3 separate regions of the Homo sapiens genome follow, and regions 1 and 3 are each linked to region 2. The links are chromatin contacts, found by Hi-C or POLR2A ChIA-PET in ENCODE. All regions are on one chromosome and are shown on one strand. Each heading gives the region's core, a stretch centred on a gene start or an enhancer-like site at or near the end of the contact. The rest is flanking DNA. Distances are from core to core; before and after follow the strand shown.

What was found. A loop is a pair of places that touch in the nucleus more often than their neighbours do. ChIA-PET counts read pairs that join two places held with the same protein, here RNA polymerase II (POLR2A). Pooled maps may share reads with other maps.
Region 1: a loop to region 2 is called in a map of gastrocnemius medialis, with 8 times the contacts of the local background. The contact joins two enhancer-like sites. A Hi-C loop is called at or near these places in 3 of 168 maps with a recorded cell type or tissue (breast epithelium, gastrocnemius medialis and psoas muscle) and 2 of 50 pooled maps.
Region 3: a loop to region 2 is called in a map of gastrocnemius medialis, with 4 times the contacts of the local background. The contact joins two enhancer-like sites. A Hi-C loop is called at or near these places in 2 of 168 maps with a recorded cell type or tissue (PC-3 and gastrocnemius medialis) and 4 of 50 pooled maps. POLR2A ChIA-PET finds 5 or more read pairs at or near these places in 1 of 52 experiments (H1).

Annotation. Positions count from the first base shown.
Region 1 is chr12:117,532,515-117,535,235 of GRCh38, reverse strand. The region is part of intron 10 of KSR2 (kinase suppressor of ras 2); the gene reads left to right. Among named protein-coding and RNA genes, the nearest start is that of NOS1, 170 kb to the right of the region's middle. Within about 2 kb of position 1,400, at least 2 of the 41 ENCODE cell types and tissues checked have a DNase peak (open chromatin) inside an H3K27ac peak, as active enhancers do; they include gastrocnemius medialis and psoas muscle, where a contact is called at or near this core.
Region 2 is chr12:117,486,183-117,488,882 of GRCh38, reverse strand. All of the region lies in intron 14 of KSR2 (kinase suppressor of ras 2), which reads left to right. Among named protein-coding and RNA genes, the nearest start is that of NOS1, 130 kb to the right of the region's middle. Within about 2 kb of position 1,382, at least 5 of the 41 ENCODE cell types and tissues checked have a DNase peak (open chromatin) inside an H3K27ac peak, as active enhancers do; they include gastrocnemius medialis and psoas muscle, where a contact is called at or near this core.
Region 3 is chr12:117,440,597-117,443,296 of GRCh38, reverse strand. No RefSeq gene overlaps it. Among named protein-coding and RNA genes, the nearest start is that of NOS1, 80 kb to the right of the region's middle. Within about 2 kb of position 1,421, at least 4 of the 41 ENCODE cell types and tissues checked have a DNase peak (open chromatin) inside an H3K27ac peak, as active enhancers do; they include gastrocnemius medialis, where a contact is called at or near this core.

The DNA of each region.
Region 1 (2,721 bases), core at 151-2,650, 46 kb before region 2:
CCAGGGCTGCAGTTTTTTCTCTTCAAATTTTCTTCTTGGCCCTCAGACTGTGTTCATCCATTCATTTTGTTAACAGTATTTATTACGCATCTACTGTGTACCAGCTACTGTACTAGGCACTAGGTTTGGACCAGGGAACAAACCAGACATGGCCCCTGGATTCACTTCCTATTGTTATTGTAACAAATGACCACATACTTTGTGGCTTAAAAGCACACAGGTTTATTATCTTATGGTTCTAGAGGCCAGATGTCCAAAACGGGCTTCATTGGGCTAAAAACCGAGATGTCAATAGGGCTGGTTTGTTCTGGAAGGTCTCAGGGAGAATCCATCTCCTTGCCTTTTGCCAGCATCTAGGGGCTGCCCACATAACTTTGCTTGTCGCCCCTCCTCATTCTGGCCTCTGCTTGCATGATCACATCTCCTTCTCTGACCCTGCCTTCCTCTTCTGAGGACCCTTGTGGTGACATTGAGCCCACCCAGATGATCTAGGATAATCTCCCCACCTCAAGATCCTTAAGTAATCTCATCCAAAGAGTCCCTTGTGCCATGTAATGAAATGGATTCACAGTTTCCAGGGATTAGGACCTGGACATGTTGTAGCGGCAGGGGCAGGCATTATTCTGCCGACAACAGCCCCAGTTCTCATGAAAAGTATAGCTTAGTGAGAAAAAAAGGTATTAACCAAATAAACATATGCATGAAAATAGGATTATAGATTGTGATGAAGGCTGTGATGGCTAAGAGCCTTTGCTCTTAGCTAAGATGGCTAAGAGTCCTTGAGCAAATGCAAGAGAACAGATTTAGGTTGGAGGGTCACTGGATGGCTGAGTTTTGCAGGTGGGGGAAGTAAGGCAAAGGCCCAGCCACAAGAAGGGGCCCAAGTGCCATAAACAAGGGAAAGTGGCCTCCAGAGAGACTCAGAGCTACAGGGTCTGGTCCTGGCAGGATTTTAGATTTTATGTGAGACTCCATGGGATGCAGTTGAAAGGTTTAGGCAGAGAATGACTTGACCTTTCTTCCTTCCTTCTAGAAGACCACTCTGGCTGCTCTCTTGGGAGGCCTCAGGGTAGGCATGGGGGCTCCAGAGGGGAAGCTGCTTCAGAGTGGCCTGCTTGTCTCTTTGACTTCATCTGCAGCCTCCCAGGTCCTGAGTCATCTTGGATGCCAGAAAGCCCGGAGCCACTCTGCTCTCCTGAGCAGCCCACTCAAGGTCACCAGTTGTTCTTTAGAGCCACTTCTTGATGGTGTCTGTCATCAGCAGGAAGAACAGGTCTCCCAACAATGTCTTTCTTCCTCTTCTGGTCATATGTTTCCCTTTCAGTCACCAGGAACGAGTTGTTCCATGGCACATGGGGAGGAGTCAAGGAGGGCGTTGGCTTCGGGTGTGGAGGCATTTGCTGGTGTCCTGTTGCCTGACACCTGTCCCTTCTCGGACTCTCTGAAGCAGCTCCTGCTCTCCGTTGCCCAAAAAGAACATAGCTGTCAGTGAACCTTTTCTGCAGACACTGAATCCCCCATCACTGTCAGAGCTGTGGAGGGAAAAGATCAGCCAAGTCTCTTGAGAGCCTCGGGTCGTCTTTCCTGTTTTAATTTTAGCCCCTTGTTGACTAATAAAGTAGTTGTATGTAATAAAAAACTTCTGTTATCTAATAGTAAAACAGTCCCTGAAGTCATGGAGGGTGATTTTCTTTTAAAGCTTTGCTCTGTGACCTTGAATAAGCTGCTTCTTGCCCTGGACATCCCATTTTCCAGAATCAAAAATGGACTCCAACTATTTGATATAATCTGGAATTGGACTAAGCCCAAGGTTTTTGCTGTTTCATCTGTGATAAAGAGAGTTGGTTAATTCAACAAATGTGTGTTGCACACTGACTGGTGCAAGGCACAGAACCAGGAGTTTGAGGTCCTGAGATAGTAGGACTTACTCCCTGTCCTGAAAGAAACTATCAATACATTTCAACCTCAGGGAGAGTGTTCCGTCTGCTTCCCCAAAGCAGAAGATTTCATTAGCACTTGGAACTATGTGATTGTCTCGTGGCTATAAATCATTCTTGTCTATTAGTTAAGAGAGCTTAGAAATGTGTTTATTTATCTCACAGCTAATATGAATTCAGCACCTTCAATACACTTTTATCTCGTAATGATGGTCCTTGCCCTTTGAGGAAGGGACTGTTATTATCCTCATTTTACACGTGTGGACAGTGAGACTTGGAGCTTCTACAAATAGCCAAGGGCAGAGCAAAGATTTGACCCTAGAGGATCAGCTTCTAGACTCTAGGCTCTGAGCTACTGTGCTAATATTTGATAAAGCAACTCCAGTGGTGGCTTGTCCCTGAATGTCATCAAATTGTTTCTGAAAGTGGATTCACCAATACAGACTCATCTGACTATATCCCTGCCCTCTTCATTTACTTAAGGACACAAATCTCTGTGTCCCCTGCCCCCAACACCGCTTGGCCCCCTATTCCAGGCACTATTCCCCAATGGAGTAAGTGCTAATGTTAGAAACCTTTAAGTGTCCGAGACCCCTGGCCTCTGGCGAGTAGATTAGAAGTAAAAGGAATTGTCAGGGAACTGGCAGTGAAGTCCAGAAAATTTCTTTTATAAAATTTTTTCCTAAATACAGAGGTTAATTCATGCTTGTGGTAGGTAGAATAATTCGCAAAAGATGTCCATGTCTTGATCTCAGAATCTGGGAAGATGCTGCTTTACAGGACA
Region 2 (2,700 bases), core at 133-2,632:
CGGTACTGCAGACTGAGTGGCTTAGAAACAACAGAAATTGAGCCTGTAGTCCCAGCTACTTGGGAGGCTGAGGCAGGAGAATCACTTGAACCCAGGAGTCAGAGGTTGCAGTGAGCCAACATTGCGCCACTGCACTCCAGCCTGGATGACAGAGCGAGACTCTATCTCAAAAAAAAAAAAAAGAAAAAAGAAATTTATTTCTCACAGTTCCAAAGGCTGAAAAGTCAAAGATCCAGTGCTAGCATGGGCAGATTCTGGGGAGGGCCGTCTTCCAGACTTTTGACTTCTCCTTATATCCTCATATGGCAAGGAAACAGCAAGAGAACTAGCTGGAGTCCCTTTTAAAGGAGCACTAATCCCATTCATGAGGCTCCGCTCTCATGACTTAATTATCTTCCAAAGCCTCACCTCCTAATACCATCACGTTGGGATTAGGATTTCAACATACGGAATTGGGGACACAAACATTCAATCCATTGCAGGTTGGTTCTAGTTTGGGATTTCAACAGATAGGTTGCTTTAACATTCTAGTGCATGTGTAGGGGTGAATATGAGAATTCATATCTGTTGGGTACTTACTTAGAGGAAGAATCGCTGGTTGTGGATTTGTATTAGTCCGTTTTCACGCTGCTAATAAAGACCTACCGGAGACTGGGTAATTTATAAAGGAAAGAGGTTTTATGGACTCACAGTTCCACATGGCTGGAGAGGCCTCACAATTATGATGGGAGGCAAAGGGGAAACAAAGGCACGTCTTACATGGTGGCAAGCAAGAGCGCTTGTGCAGGGGAACTCCCCTTTATAAAACCATCAGATCTCATGAGACTTATTCAATACCAGGAGAACAGTATGGGGGAAACTGCCCCCATAATTCAATTATCTCCACCTGGCCCTGATCTTGACACTTGGGGATTATTACAATTCAAGGTGAGATTTGGGTGGGGACACAGCCAAACCATATCAGGGTTATTTGTATGTATATTTCACTTTAGTAGCTGTGCCAAACTGGTGCGGTAGTTTCTCCAGAAGCTCTTGAGGTCATACGGGAGTGAGAGAAGCAAAGACTTCAGCAGCTGCTGAAGGGAAAGAGGTTGTAAGGAGGGAAAGAAGACAAGGCGTGGAAATCTGAAGCTTGAGACTTTCCTGCAGTTACCCTGAGCAGGAGAGTCCAGGGAGTCTTGGAGCCTGTTGGCGGTGATTTGCTCTGCGGTCTGCAGTGGGGAGGGTATTTTCTGGGATCTGGCCTGTGATGAGTGTAGGTGGCTGTTCAGGAACTAAGTACCCAGGGGAGGGACTCTGCCCACAGTCTCAAATATTGAAATGTCAACATGGAGTAATTGGCTGCTCTGCCCACCCTTCCTCCACCTCTGCTCCAGCAGCCACAGCAAATGCCCTGCCTGGGACAGCAACCTGGGGGATGCAGGGTCAGCCCTGACTCATTCTGGGCTGCCTCCTGCCAACTGGCTGGGTGACCTCCTCAGACATGTGAATCAGACTTTCTGTGAGTCAGCTACCCGGGGACTGTCGCCTTAAGCAGATGAAGAAAAAAATGTTAGTCAAAGATCATGGGTGGCTATCAGTGGCATTTTAGATTAGTATACGGATGGGTGGACAGATAAACAGTTGTGATATGTGTATAGATATATCACTTATATATATTTGTACAAGTGTATGTGTGTCTGTTTACTATTTTATTAATCACTTAACAACTTTTTATAATAGCCAGTGATCTCATGGAAAGTTACCATGAAATGTACTAGGCATAGAGAGGTGCCTACACCTTTACATGCCTGATTTCATGTGGTTCTCCTGACAACCCAGAAAGGCAGCAGCTGTTGGCCCCATTTTGCAGATAATAAAACTGAAGCTCAGAGAGGTTAATGCACCCACCCAAGGTCACACAGCCACTAAATGACAGATCAGGATTCTAACCCGTTAGTCCTACTCTAAGCCCCCATGCTCCTAACCACTGTGCTATACTTCCCACTGGATGCCAAGGCCTGTTTCCAACTCTTTTATCTCATTCAATCCTCGTATTCAACTACAGGGTTAAGTATTATTAGTTTCCTTTGATCGATGAGGAAACTGAGGCCCAGAGAGGTGAGGTAACCCACCTCAAGACATACAGTAAGTAAGGAGCAGAGCTGGGATTCTGAGATCCCTCTGATGCCAGCGCTCTTGCTTCAACCACAGGAAATACAATCTCAGCAAAGCCCAGTACACAACAAGGGCTCAGTAAACACCAAATGAATGAACACAATGCCAGGAGTATTTTAGCAATAACATCACAGGTTAAAAGAGGAAAATTCAAACTGTGATTTTGATGTAGATGGAAAATTAATTTTCACAGTGACGTTCTTTCTTCTTTTGGCCCACATTGGATACTCTGAGCCAGTCACGGTGCTAGGGGCTGGGAGTGCTATGATGAATCTAGAATTCATTCATTCAGTGACAGCTTGTGGGTGCCTGCTCTGTGCGTGCTGGGAATTGTGCTCACTGCGGAGGAACAGGACAGATGAGCATACAGGCAACTAAATGAGAAGGTGTTACTTTCAGTGCATAATGTCCTTTTTCATCCTGTCATTCATCTTAAACTACTGGTCCTCGAAATGAACTCAATGAGGCTGAACATAGTTTGAAAAACTCTTTATCTAGACAGGCGTCTGGTTTGGGGGTGGTATTACTGGTGTTTACACATCC
Region 3 (2,700 bases), core at 172-2,671, 46 kb after region 2:
AGTGAGGCATGACCACACTACTGCGCTCCGGCCTAGGTGACAAAGCAAGACCCTGTCTGATATGGGTTGGCCGTGTCCCCACCCAAATATCATCTTGAATTGTAGCTCCCATAACTCCCACATGTTGTGGGAGGGACCCGATGGGGGGGTCATTGATTCATGGGGGTGAGTCTTTCCCATGCTGTTTTCATGATAGTGAATAAGTCTCATGAGATCTGTTGGTTTTATAAATGGTAGTTCCCCTACACAAGCTCTCTCTTGCCTGCCGCCATGTCAGACGTGACTTTGCTCCTCCTTCACTTTCCACCATGATTTTGAGGCTTCCCCAGCCACGTGGAACTGTGAGTCCATTAAACCTCTTTCCTTTCTAAATTACCCAGTCTCGGGTATGTCTTTATGAGCAGTGTGAGAACAGACTAATACCCCGTCTCTAAAAAATAAAAATGAAATTCCAATCGTGAGACGGTAGACTTCACGAAGGCAGAAATTTTTATCAGTCTTGATCACTACTATATCCCCAGTGCCTAGGAGACAGCACATAGTAGGTGCTCAGGATATATTTGTTGAATGAAGAGACAAATGAATAAAATGGCAGGGCTACTTGTTGTCAAAGTCTCATGTGGTCAAAGCCAGAAAGAACATTCTGATCTGTGCATATATGAATATAAGAAATATTTGCCGACTGCTATGTGATGTGCTCTGTGCCACACACTGGAGGTATGATGGTGTAAACAAGACCCAGAAGGTAGAGCTCAGTCTGGTGGATACATCTGACAGATGAACAGGCAATTCTGGAGTCCCCTTTATAGCATCCTGCTGGAGTTATTTAATTGATGAGAAGCTCATTCGCTCACAAGGCAGCATACTCTGTGATTCTTATAAGAATATTCTTAGCCAGGCGTGGTGGCTTATGCCTGTATTCCCAGTACTTTGGGAGGCTGAGGCAGGTGGATCACCTGAGGTCAGGAGTTTGAGACCAGCCTGGCCAACATGGCAAAACCCCGTCTCTATGAAAAATACAAAAAAATTAGCCAGGCATGGTGGTGCATGCCTGTAATCCCAGCTACTCGGGAGGTTGAGGCTGGAGAATTGCTTGAACCTGGGAGACAGAGGTGGCAGTGAGCAGAGATCGTGCCACTGCACTCCAGCCTGGGCAACAGAGCGAGACTCCTTCTAAAAAAAATTATCTTTACTAGAGACAGCCACCACCACCAGGGTGCAGTCACCTGAGCTTAGAGCCCTTCCCTTGTCATCTCAAAGCCCCACTCTGTCCCCCAGGCACCTGCCCTATGCCTGGCTTGGGAGGGCCCCATGGCTAACAGCCCAGCCAGCTGCTTGCTCCCTTCTCATCTCTGCTTGACAAGCCAGGCTGGCTGAGTCACAGGCTCAGCTTCTCCCAACCCACGTGGGGTCTGGGTCTATGCCAGGGGGATGAGCGCCTGCCAGAGTGCCCGCAAGTCAGACCAAAAAGAGCCCATGAGCTTCACTGAGGATCAGACCTAAGAACATTCTGGAATCCCATGCTCTAGCTTGGAGCTCCCAGAGGGCCAGATGGCAGCAGACAGGTATGTAATTCTACCAGTGAGAAAACCAGGGCATCCAATGTGTTGGGGAGAACCTGCATTGCCTGAGAATAGTAATATAATAATTATTATTGTTATATGTTGTCATGGCTAATTATTGCTATTTATTGTCACGGTTAATTATTAAAGTGGACAGCCATGTCTGCATTGGTCACTGCTATATCCCCAATGCTTAGAAGGGTACCTGGCACATAATAGGTGCTCAGTGAGTTCTTCTGTGGAATAAATGCGTGAACAACAACAATAATAGCTACTTCTATTTGCTGAGCACATAACACAAGGAATTAATATTTATTTTTGTGGGGGTTTTACATTTGTCTGTCTCCACCACAGGGGCATGAGTGACTGACTTTGGTTTTTTGGGGTTTTTTTTGTTTGTGTGTTTGTTTTTTGAGACGGAGTTTCACTCTTGTTGCCCAGGCTGGAGTGCAACGGCATGTTCTTGGCTCAGTGCAACCTCCACCTCTCAGGTTCAAGTGATTCTCCTGCCTCAGCCTCTTGAGTAGCTGGGATTACAGGTGCCCACCACCATGTCCGGCTAATTTTTTTGTATTTTTAGTAGAGATAGGGTTTCACCATCTTGGCCAGGCTGGTCTCGAGCTCCTGTCCTCAGGTGATCTGCCCGCCTCTGCCTCCCAAAGTGTGTGAGCCACCGCACCTGGCCAACTGACTGTTTTTACAAGAATATTGTTCCTGTAAAAATTATATCCCCAGCACAGTGACCCATGTCTCGTAGGTGCTCAATAAATGTTGTTGAATAAAAAGGCAGGTGCTGAGTATTATCTCATTTATTTTCACGCAGCCCAGGCAGGGTGGGAGCGCCCGGGAGCACATTTTTAGAAAGGAGAAATTGAGACTAGAGAGTAAAATGACTTCTGAAGGTCACGCAGTTTGTGAGACTCAAATCAGAGCCAGGATCTGAACCCTGTGCACTTGCGGAACCTGTGTACTCCTCACTGCTGAGTCCCGCTGCTGGCAGTAAAGACAAAGAACAGGGTTGGGGGCCTTTGGCAAGGGCTCCCAGGGCAGAGTGGGGCTACTTTGGTACTCCCTCATCCTGCCCTGTGAACCCAAGTCACAAAGCCTTTTCCATGTGATGTCCCATTTGGGGTTCACA